Regions from separate parts of the Homo sapiens genome. Here all the other regions are linked to region 3. A link is a contact called in ENCODE Hi-C or POLR2A ChIA-PET data. All regions are on one chromosome and are shown on one strand. The core of a region is the stretch at or near the end of the contact, and the rest is flanking DNA. Distances in the headings are between cores, read along the strand shown.

Region 1 (2,700 bases), core at 153-2,652, 320 kb after region 3:
AGGGACTATCCAGTGAATTAAAAAAGCCCTGCCAACCCCAGGCGAGGGTTGGGAAGCAGTGTTAGTAGCACCTGGGGGTCTGGGGATGACTCATCGCACAGGTATCATTAACCCCCATTCATTCACTCGTTAATGAAGAAATAAGAGCAGGAATTTGGCAGAGGGACAGTTCTAGACTCAAGTCCATCTCTCACTCTAACTGGCTCAGTGATCTTAAGCAGGCATCTAACTTTTTTGAGCCTCCGTTTCTTTACCATTTCTATAAAATGGTAATAATAACACCTTGGAGGCTGGTTTTACGAGTTAAATATGATCATATACATTAAGCATATGTATAGTAACTGGTACAGCTTAGAGATTAAGGCATGCTAATTCCCTTTCTTCTTCTCTACAAACATTTGGAGGAGCTACTGACTACAAGGCATTATGCCAGGCAGGGAGGAAACAAAGGTAAATCCATTGTACACGGATTATGTCCTCTGGGAGCCTGCAGCCCAGTAATGGAGGAGATAAAGTCAATGGTAAGTGCACAGATAGTTACAACACAAGACAGAGAGCGTGAGGTACCATGAGAGGTGGAACCAAGATTGCAACGGGAAGGCCATGTCTATGCCCTATGTGTCTGCTTGTGAACTGACCTTCTTCATGGTTGGCAGTGCCCCTTACTGGATTAAAGGATGTTCTATGTTGTTTGTTACAACATGTTGGTGTCTTTAATTTGGAAGTTAAAAGAAAAAATAACAGAAAGGAGTTTTTGCTTCTATGAGGAAGGGGTACTTTATCAAAATTACCCAACACCATCCCTGAACTACGGGTGAGGACAAACCTGGCTCCCCCAATCTTTGCTGGAGAGCCGAAGCCTCTTCGGGTCCCATTGGGTCCAAGTGCAGCAGAACCTGGCTCTTTGGATCAGCGACATTAATCTGCTTTGTTTTATCTGCGGTGTCACAAAGTTTAGTTGAATGATCTGATAGAAAGTACAAACCGGCCGGGTGCAGTGGCTCACACCTCTAATCCTAGCACTTTGGGAGGCCGAGGTGGGCGGATTGCCTGAGCTCAGGGTTTTGAGACCAGCCTGAGCAACATGGTGAAACCCCCTCTCTACTAAAAGACAAGAGAAACTAGCCGGGCATGGCGGCGTGTGCCTGTAGTCCCAGCTACTCAGGAGGCTGAGGCAGGAGAATTACTTGAAACCGGGAGGCGGAGGTTGCAGTGAGCCGAGATCGCACCACTGCACCACTCCAGCCTGGGCAACAGAGCGAGACTCCGTCTCTAAAAAAAAAAGAAAGTACAAACCACAGCCTGACTCTGAGAATAACTGGGAGGAATCCCCTGCTGTCACACACTGGGAATCAGAGCGGCACATCCTGCCCTTGCAGGGCCCTGAGGCTCTAAAAGCAACATGTTCCAATTGGAAGCATATATTCTGCAAGGGTTTGTCTCCAGGCAGCGCTACAGCCTCCTCTTCTGGCACCATAGAGACTGTTGCTTCTGTCAGGATTTCTGGCACCAGCAAAAGTGAAAGGGAACAGGACCAACTACGCTTCCCTGAGCAAGGTGGATCTTCTGGGCAGCACCTTGGTGAGAATACACACCACTGAGCAGCCTAGACTGGTGCTGATTAGGTGAAGGGTGGGCGGCCAGAAGGACAGATTTTCATGTGTGTGTGTGTGTGTGTGTGTGTGTGTGTGAGTGAGAAACATAACTCAATGCTTCATCTCCCCTGCCTACATTACATTCACACTTTGTGAATCTGACAGCCTGTGGGTTTGGGCTGTATTTGCAGCTTTATTAGGCATTGCAGCAACTGAACAGGCTTTTCTTCTTCTTCCTTTTTTTTTTTTTTCTTTGAAACTACAGTTTCCCCTAGCTTGTGTTAAAATTCTCAGACTTTTCTTTTTTTAACCCCCTCCCCTTTTTAAAAGTTGTGAAATATGGTAGAGTGACTGAAAAGATTAGAGAATAAATGTACAGCAGAATGAAGGGAACACCCTGATGACTATCATTCTGATCAAGAATAGAGCATCTCTAGCTCCCAGAACACATCCCTCCTCCATACACCCCTTCCCTGTCACACCCCCACTCTGCCCCGATTTTACTTTTTCTTCCATTTAAAGATGTGTATGTATGTATGTATTTATTTATATTTATTATTATTTTTTTAAAGTGGAGATTCGCTTTTTGCCCAGGCTGGAGTGCAATGGCATGATCTCGACTCACTGCAACCTCCACCTCCTGGGTCCAAATGATTCTTCTCCCTCAGCCTCCTGAGTAGCTGGGTTTACAGGCACGCACCACCATGTCCGGCTAATTTTGTATTTTTGGTAGAGATGGGGTTTCACCATGTTGGCCAGGCTGGTCTCGAAGTCCTGACCTCAGGTGATCCACCCCCCTCAGCCTCCCAAAGTGCTGGGATTACAGTCATGAGCCACTGTGCCCGGCCTTGAATTTTTTATACAGTTAAAATGCATGTCCATTTTTGGGAAAAAATACATAAAATACAGACTATTGATGAAAAATATATCACCCATGATTTTTCCTTGCCCAGGGTCATGTTAACATTTTGTGAAATATCCTACAACACATTTAAATATGTATTTATGCTTTCTATAATTAAAAATGGACCACATGAGAAATGTTTTCAATAATATTTGGTGAAAATATTTGCATCTCCATATAGCTCTGCTGCAAGGTATTTGG
Region 2 (2,700 bases), core at 19-2,518, 450 kb after region 3:
CTGTCTCAAAAATAAATAAATAAATAAATAAATCAGAGTAACAAGAGTTAACTGCAGGTAATGAAACATTATAGGTATATTAAAAAAAATTCTTCCTTCTAACATCCCCCAAAACAGATAACACATGTTAACAACTTGGTGTGTATCCTTCTGTGCTGTTACTCATGCTGAGACAAACATATCAAAACAAACCCACAAGTATATAAGATTTTTGTTGGGATTTTTGGTTTTTCATAAAGTGGACAAACCCATTTTCTCCATCTTTCTTCACTTAAGGATACATCATTGACACCTCTCCAAAATTAATTTTAAAATGCTTAATGTTCCAGAAATATGGATGTGGTATCATTTATTCATCCCTTAATCAATGTCACATTTAAGAGGGATATGGGCAAATAGGGCAGGGGATGATGTTCCAGGGCAGGATGGCAGAAGTGGAGCCAGAAGCCATGACATAGAAAAAAGGACTGATGCAACCAGAGATGCTTAACTGGGAGAATAAAAGGTGGGTGGAAGAAGGGGAGGGTTGGTTGGGTTCATCAGTTAATATTGGAGCTTTGCTCAGACTGGGGTTGAACAGGTTAGTAATTCTATGGTTAGTGTTTGATTCCTTGTCAAGACAGGTCTAGGGAAGTGGGGAGGGTGAAGACTCTATTTCCTTCAGTGATTGGAGGGTTGTGCAAAACAGCAGCCTTTGGGGTTACCAAGCGTGGCCCACCCTATCCCCAGAGAGCTGGCGGGCTCTGTGGAACAACCTCCACAGTAAGCACATTATAAAAACATTAGGCGAAATAATAAAAATAATGACATTAAAAAGAAAAATTGTTGTAGAAACCAAACAAACCCAGACCTACAGCCGAGGCAGGCACCAGCCGGGATGTTGTTAGCATGCTTAGGAGAAATTTGATTTCGATGAATTTCGTTGTCAGTGTAACCAGGGCATGAATCACCCTCCTCCGCCCTTTCTCATCGTTCTAATACCAAGATTTAGAGAACATGGCATTAGAGAGATAAAGAGGTTCACAAACAGTATCAGCCAGGAGCCCCCCGGGCCCAAAAGCAGCACCAGGCTCAGCCAGGAGGCAGCTTTCTGCTGTTATGGGCCTATAAATCTGAAGGCATCTGAACCCCTGCGGGATCTGAAGCCATCAACTCTGAGACCAGAACTGTCACCTTTTCTGCTCCCAACCTCTTCCTCCCACCACAGTCCACCTGACCATGGGGTGAGAAATGAGGTTTCTCACTAGAAGCAAGTTCTGGCAGAGCAGGGGCCTGGCCACACCAGTGCTGTAGCAAGCAGCTTGCACTGGCTTCCAGGGTTTGCATCCGTGGTGACAAATGTACTCTCCTGAGGTGGCTAGGAAAAGCCACCTGTCCTGCCAGACACAGGGATGCAACGCCAGTGTAGGATCTGGAGGATCCCACATGCAGCATCGGGGCAGATGGTCACAGTCTGGTGACTGGGGAATCCCCAACGGCCCTGAAACCATGCTCTCAGTTTTATTTTTAGCTAATATGTACTTGATCCTTTCCCACGTGCCAGACATAGTGCCAGGTGCTTCCTGTGGATCATCTCCATCCGTGTTCCCAGCCCTCTGCTAGCTACTGGTGCACATACTTTACACATGAGGAGACTGAGGCTCAGGGAGATGAAGTTACCTGGCCCAAGTCACTCAGCTGGCCAGGAGTGGAGCCAGGGCTTGACCTGAGGTCTGCCCAACTCCAGCATTTATACCCTTTCCATTAAGAGTTGATGATGCCTCATGGCCATGAGAAGGGACTACGGGGAAAAGTGGGCTTTCCTAAAGCCTTTGCTTTCTCTCATCTGATTACAAATCCAACCAATTTCATGCGTTCCAATTCGAAGTGCTCAACCTACCCTCATTTATCTATAGTTCGTCACAGCCCTCAAGATTGCTTAGGGGATGGGGGACCTGTCTTAGTAATACCAGTGCTTCAGGCCGTTACCACTCACACAGGTGACAAAAACAGGGACTAGAAATTAGAATTAGAGAAATCCACAAAGCGCTGAGGTTGGCTGTCTTGTGGTGGCGTTTCTCAGATACCAGGGCCCACTGATTTATTTCCCTCAAGGAGAGGCAGTGAAAAACAGTGGTTAGGAAAATAGTCATGAAACATGGATTCTGGAGTTGAGTGATCTGGGTTTAAGTCCCAGTTCTGGCTGTGACTTTGGGCAAGTTACTTAACCTTGTATAAAACAGGAATAATAATAAGATTAAATGAGCTCTTGTATACAGAGTTGTCAGCTTAGTCCCTTGCACAAAGTAGGTATTCAGTACATACTATCCATTGTGGATAGTATGTTGTCCCCAGGTACAGCGGGGACACTGCAGAAGCACTGTCATTAAGGCATGCACTTGGAGTTGTTTTTCCTGTAGGGGGAACATGTTTTAGTCAACCAATATCTGTTCACAAATCTGGCGTCTTTTGGGGAATTGTTTGGGAACTGCCTGGCCTGGGTAAAGAGAGGCATTTCCAGAAGAATATAATTCCAGGCTCAAAGACAGCTGATTCACAGTACCGGTTCTGCCAGTCACCACTGGGTCCTTTGTGCAGTCACTCCATTCTCTGAGTTGTGACTGAAGGATTATGAGAGCCACCTTGGCTAGGTCATTGTCCACCTGAGATGAGGTCACAAATATAAAGCACCCAGAAGAGTGTTTGGCCCCCAGATGGTAC
Region 3 (2,700 bases), core at 79-2,578:
CAAAATGAGATTAATCAAATGTCTGCCTCTACAAAGTCAACTCTGGTCTCCTGGGAGCCCCTCCCAATATTAATATGATGCTAATAAGGCATGCAAAATGTTCCAACAATGTTAACAGACCAGATATATCTATATGTATATTTAACAAGACAATGGTATACAACCAACCCTCTAAAAGGACAATTTTGGGGAAAGAACATGCTGCAGAAGGTGTGGGCTGCTGGGCAGCTCAGAATCTTGCATCCCTATTCCTGTAAGTGCTGAGGTATTTTCATATTATTTTAAACCAATCCACATATCTTGAACATCATTTATTTCACCAATGAATTATTTCTAATATCAATTATGATAGCTAATTAACATCCCCTAGTGAAAGTGGAGATTATAGTGGTTAAAATGCCTGTTGATATATCTAATTTTTTTTGTTTTTTGAGACGAAGTCTCGCTGTGTCGCCCAGGCTGGAGTGCAGGGGCGCAATCTCGGCTCACTGCAATCTCCCGGGTTCAAGTGATTCTCCCGCTTCGGCCTCCTGAGTAGCTGGGATTACCGGTGCGCGCCACCACGCCCGGCTAATTTTTTGTATTTTTAGTAAAGACGGGGTTTCGCCATATTGGCCAGGCTGGTCTCGAACTCCTGACCTTAGGTGATCCATCTGCCTCGACTTCCCAAAGTGCTGGGATTACAGGCGTGAGCCACCACGCCCGGCCGATACATCTGATTTTTTAAAGGCCGTTTTGTTGTGCGAAGATCATTAGTTAGAATGCCTGGCTGGGTAAATACAACCGATGACTGCTGACGATATGGAACAGGCACAAGACTTCTGAACGATATGTAGAATAAATTATAACTTATCTAGAACACAAGGTAACAGTGGAAGATAATGAGCCAGGTGGAAGTTACAAATGTTGCCGCAAGTAGTTTCTGTTACTTTACGAGTTCTGGGAGCTTCTCTAACAGCTTTGACAGGAGTGAATCCCCAAGGCTAAACCCAAATCCTTATTTGCCGCCTACTCACGCCTTTGTGAGGACTACGATTCCCAGACGGCAACGCTCCCTTCACTCAACTTCCTTAGCTGGCGGGGAGACGCAGTTTACAGAACTACCTCCCCAACCGAATTTCACACACCTGTCACCTAGGACGCGGCCGGGAAGGCCTCCCTTCGATCCGCGTTCTCCCCATTTTGGGGTGTAGCTTGGATTCCTGAGCCCAGTTTTAGTGCGTGGCCGACCGGGAGGCCGGCGAGGCGCTCTAGGCCGAGCGGCTTCGTCTCTATGACCACAAGGGGCGGTCCCCGGTGTCCTGCGCGGGGGCGCGGAGGGGGCGGGCGTCAGTTCCGCGGGGGGCTGTCGGGGAACCATGGCTGCCCCGAGAGGTGAGAACTGGGTCTGCTGGGAGTGGGGAGTCCGCGGGGGGCGGCGGCGGGCGAGCATCTGCGCTGGTCAGCCCCTGTCGGGCAGCGGAGCACCCTGGTTGCCCAGTGCCTCTGGGGCCTGGCTGAGGCGTCAGGAGTTTGCGTGGAGCCGCTCCCGGCAGTCAGGGCAGCCTGCCTTCCGCTGCGGCTGCAGTCTCCGCGGCTGACTCCGCGCTGGGCAGGTCGGAGTCAGAGACCGCACTGACCTCCACTAGCTGGGAGTGGGTGGGAACCGAATTCTGACAGGCCGGGGCTGCGGCGGACCCGGAGAGAGGCCAGGGCGTGGGTCCGGGGCTGGACCGCATTACCCAGCGAGGCAGGACAGTTCTTCACCCTGGCCCCGCGGCTCCGGTCTCCTCTGCGCCTCCTACCCTGTGGATGCTCAGAGGCTTAAAGGCAGGCTCCGGGCGCAGATCCCATGCGGCGGCTGGGCCATGCAACAACCACTAAAGACATCACTGGGGCGTCAAAACAGCACTGAAATCGTAACGAAAGGAAGATAACAGTCGTTAACAGTTCCCACCTGTATGCTGTGTGTAATTATAGAGAATGCTGTATGCTGCTATTTGGGGTGGAAGCTGAGATCCACCTCCCTCCTCCTGAGGGATGGCACATTCGGGTGAAGGCGTATTTGTTGACTAATTGACATTTAAGGAGGGCGAGTCTAATTGACTCCGCACCACTTTTTGCTGAGCAGTGTGTGTAAGTTGGGACCAGAGGTGGATTCTTTGACTGTGGTGCATTAACCAGGAGAAGTTGGGCAACACCCGGATTCTTGCTCCACCCTTCCTCCATAGAGCACTTGGCTTCACCCTTGAATAAATATTGAACGAATACATAAGGAATATCTTCTTGCGTGGGTTTCAAGTTATTTTCCCTGTTGCGGGGTCCATGTTTCTCATCAGGCCCTGCCCAGGGGCATTGTCTTTAGTTGCATATGCTTCTCTTATGTCTTCTTTCTGTTTCATTTCAAATAAGTCCAATCTTAAAAGCCTTTTTTTGTAGCAACACAGGAAATAAAAGAAAAAGAAATAGAATTGTTTTGATAACTAAAATGGAATGGGGATAGCAAAATTGATCCGAACGAAAACTTATAAATTACAGAAGTCAAATCATTACTTGAAATAGCTGCAACAATGTAAAGGTTTAGGCTTATTGCCAATACATATTTGTTGAGCCTTGATTGTAATCCTAACAAAACTACAGTTTCCATAGTTTCCGAATATCCACAAAGGATTTATCTGGGACTTACAGAATTTCTAAGTTCTTAAGTATTACAAATAATGT
Region 4 (2,742 bases), core at 163-2,662, 430 kb after region 3:
GCAGCTAAAATCTCAGAGTCTCTGAAAATTATTCAAACAGTTCCTGTTCCCCAGTCCACCTGCCCCCTTGAAATACATCCTCGGTTCCCTGTTTCCCTAGACCTTTCCTGGGCCACACCAGCCCTGGTTGGTTGTCTTGCTCAGTGCAGTGACAGGGTGAATTATTTCTGCATTCTTGAATGTAGCAAAACTTATCTACTTGAACCTCAGGTCACCAAATATAAAGCAATTTTGAACTGAAGGGGTTGTGGATACTTTAAGTCTCTGTGGGAATACAGGAGCTCACAATTCTTATTCTCAGCTTCCTCAAACAAAGGCTCAAGGAACAGTCCTCATTACTTTTCAGAGGTTGGGGGAGGGTTAAGGTCAGGAAGAGGTTGCTGAGTTTACAGTCTCATCCTGTCTCCCTCCTCCTATTGACAAGTCATCAGGATGGTTTATAGATTACTGCCTTACTTTAAGGCCTGTTTGTTGATGTTTGCAGACATTTATCCAATCTCAAGAAACTCAAGGGACCTGATTTCAACTTCAAATTATATATTATCCATATTTGGGATGGAATGGGCAATTTTAATAGAGAAACCCTATCAATCAGGCCAGGGAATAAATAGGAGGGCTTTGATTTATATACTGTGTTGAAATCATCTATATTGATTTAAAATTTTTAAAGTTCCTATGAATGTAATATTTTAACCTGAATATGATTCTTAACAATCCCCTCTCCTCAAATTGTATTCTTCTATTTTTTTTAACCTTTGGTGAAATATTAACTTACTGTACCATGCATTGATAATGTCCCCAGAGGTTAGCCAGGAGAAATATCAGCGTGTCCTTGGAGAGCTTGTCTATCCTGATGAGAACAAAAATTCTAGGACAAAAAGGCTCAATTCCTGAAATAATTACAGTAACTTCAGAAAGGAAATTAAGTATCTATTGAAAGATACACTTAGTAGAATAGTGACTTTTCCTACACATTTAAAATTTAGATACTATATTCAGGAAAAGGGAATTTACCAGGGTTTTTGGATGCAAATGATGAGAAATTAGTTAGTATCTGCAAGCCTGTAAGTACAATATAGTTTTGTACTTATGTAATTAGAGCTGTTTGTGAATCACTCTAATGTCACGTCTGATAGCTATAGTCCTTCAAAGGGGTATTTACATTAAGCCTGATGATAGGTACAGGCATGGAGACAATGAAATTCATTTTATCTATTGTAACATGCAGCCAGTAAATTAGCTTCCCTTTAACTTATGCTACGAAATGATGCTATTTAGTTTATGTGCATTATTCTTGGACTTCTGCATTCCTGGGAAAAGGTTGTCAAAGGTTGTATTAGCTGTGCAGTGAGGCAGCACAGCATGTCCAGGCACATACTCAGGTTAAAACCCTGCTGTACACATCTGCTGTCATTACCCTTTGCATCTTTGCTGATAATTTTTAAGAACCAAAACTGTATGTTGCTATTTTTAGTCCACTTACTTTCTGTTGAGGGTGATGGTCATTATTCTGACATTTCGTGACATATATGTCCACCCCCTGCTCCCCTGCATCAAAATAGATATGTTTTCATACCTACCACACAATCCAGCTGGGCTCAATTTGCATTTAGTTCTCTGGGGAGAGTTAATAATTTTATTTTCAAAAGGTCACTTGCTGACACACAACCTATAAAATAGTTAGCTACCCAAGATTCTTTTCACTCATTCCTCAAATACTTGGTTTAGTTTGGTCTTTTTAATTCACTACTGAAAATCCATTGCCTCTAGGAATTTCAATATTGCATTACAGCATAACAAACTATCCAATATCACTAATGGCCTATTTAGGAATGAAATGCTTTTTTTTTTTCTGGTTTTAAGCAATTTCTAATTTTGAAGGGGATCAGGCACCATCTACAAGGATAGAGTTAATAGCTCCCTGAAGGGACACATCACTAGCCAGGTCATAAAAATCATGCATGCTTTGCTCTTTCAGCCATAAGGCAAGAGGAAAACAAATACGCCTATTTTCCCTCTGCATTACCTTTGTGGTCTGAGGATGTTTGAAAAATTACAGCCATTATATTATTATTATTATTGTTATTTTTTACAATGTTTCTGAAATATGCATTTTTATTCATGTTTATCTATTTATATCTGGTATTTATCTATTTATGTCCTTTCCTCAAGAATTTACTCTCTAAGATGTCTTCTTTCAAAATCATATCCAAAACAGAACGCAAGTGCTGGGATGAATATAATATATACCATTTGAGAATTTGCCAGGCGTAACTATTAACTGGAAGATTCAAGCAAAGAACTAGTTAGTAAGGGAAGAAATTACTCAACATATTTGTTTTGGCTGCTCACATCAATCAGATTTGTGAGATAATAGCTTTAATTCCTTGTGATGAAACACACCAATCCTTTTCTGTATTACAAATGTACCCCAGTTTGACTAAGACAAAAATCAATCTAAATGCAGTGCATTTGCTTTGTCATTGTAAATGGTGCTTGGGTAATGAGCCCCTCAGGGATGGACGGGAGAGAACAGAGCAGTAGAGGAGGAAACAGGAGTGGGTGGGCTAAGGGCAAGGTTTATGATCCAACCTAGAAATCAGGAGGGAAGACATTGGGAAAACATTTCAGTATTCGAAGAGAGGGCCAGACAGTGAGGTGAAGAAGACCCAACAGAACTGGACTTAAGGTGGGGAGGGGGAAAGATGTCATAAAGGTGTTTAGGATGCTCCCCCTATGGGG

Evidence for each region. A loop is a pair of places that touch in the nucleus more often than their neighbours do. ChIA-PET counts read pairs that join two places held with the same protein, here RNA polymerase II (POLR2A). Pooled maps may share reads with other maps.
Region 1: a loop to region 3 is called in a map of OCI-LY7, with 3 times the contacts of the local background. The contact joins the enhancer-like site here to the promoter of SLC35A1 in region 3. A Hi-C loop is called at or near these places in 6 of 168 maps with a recorded cell type or tissue (Caco-2, K562, OCI-LY7 and 3 more), 18 of 37 single-sample maps with no recorded cell type and 14 of 50 pooled maps. POLR2A ChIA-PET finds 5 or more read pairs at or near these places in 3 of 52 experiments (Caco-2, K562 and OCI-LY7).
Region 2: a pooled map shows a loop between it and region 3 (5-fold over the local background). The contact joins the enhancer-like site here to the promoter of SLC35A1 in region 3. A Hi-C loop is called at or near these places in 17 of 37 single-sample maps with no recorded cell type and 5 of 50 pooled maps.
Region 4: a pooled map shows a loop between it and region 3 (3-fold over the local background). The contact joins the enhancer-like site here to the promoter of SLC35A1 in region 3. A Hi-C loop is called at or near these places in 7 of 50 pooled maps.

The regions. Positions count from the first base shown.
Region 1 is chr6:87,795,250-87,797,949 of GRCh38, forward strand. The region is part of intron 2 of LOC101928911 (a long non-coding RNA gene); the gene reads left to right. Among named protein-coding and RNA genes, the nearest start is that of AKIRIN2, 94 kb to the left of the region's middle. RefSeq lists enhancers at 622-1,123, 1,124-1,623, 1,578-1,677. Within about 2 kb of position 1,403, at least 5 of the 41 ENCODE cell types and tissues checked have a DNase peak (open chromatin) inside an H3K27ac peak, as active enhancers do; they include OCI-LY7, where a contact is called at or near this core.
Region 2 is chr6:87,924,288-87,926,987 of GRCh38, forward strand. No RefSeq gene overlaps it. Among named protein-coding and RNA genes, the nearest start is that of SPACA1, 120 kb to the right of the region's middle. RefSeq lists enhancers at 959-2,048, 1,234-1,423. Within about 2 kb of position 1,269, at least 5 of the 41 ENCODE cell types and tissues checked have a DNase peak (open chromatin) inside an H3K27ac peak, as active enhancers do.
Region 3 is chr6:87,471,646-87,474,345 of GRCh38, forward strand. It overlaps SLC35A1 (solute carrier family 35 member A1), which reads left to right and starts at 1,329. Exons shown (of 8, transcript NM_006416.5): 1 at 1,329-1,374. The coding sequence starts at 1,359. It overlaps LOC124901357 (a long non-coding RNA gene), which reads right to left and starts at 1,300. Exons shown (of 2, transcript XR_007059668.1): 1 at 1,128-1,300; 2 at 1-853. RefSeq lists enhancers at 976-1,882, 1,878-2,047, 2,098-2,197 and a silencer at 1,288-1,427.
Region 4 is chr6:87,903,884-87,906,625 of GRCh38, forward strand. All of the region lies in intron 2 of LOC101928911 (a long non-coding RNA gene), which reads left to right. Among named protein-coding and RNA genes, the nearest start is that of SPACA1, 140 kb to the right of the region's middle. RefSeq lists an enhancer at 1,321-1,570. Within about 2 kb of position 1,413, at least 2 of the 41 ENCODE cell types and tissues checked have a DNase peak (open chromatin) inside an H3K27ac peak, as active enhancers do.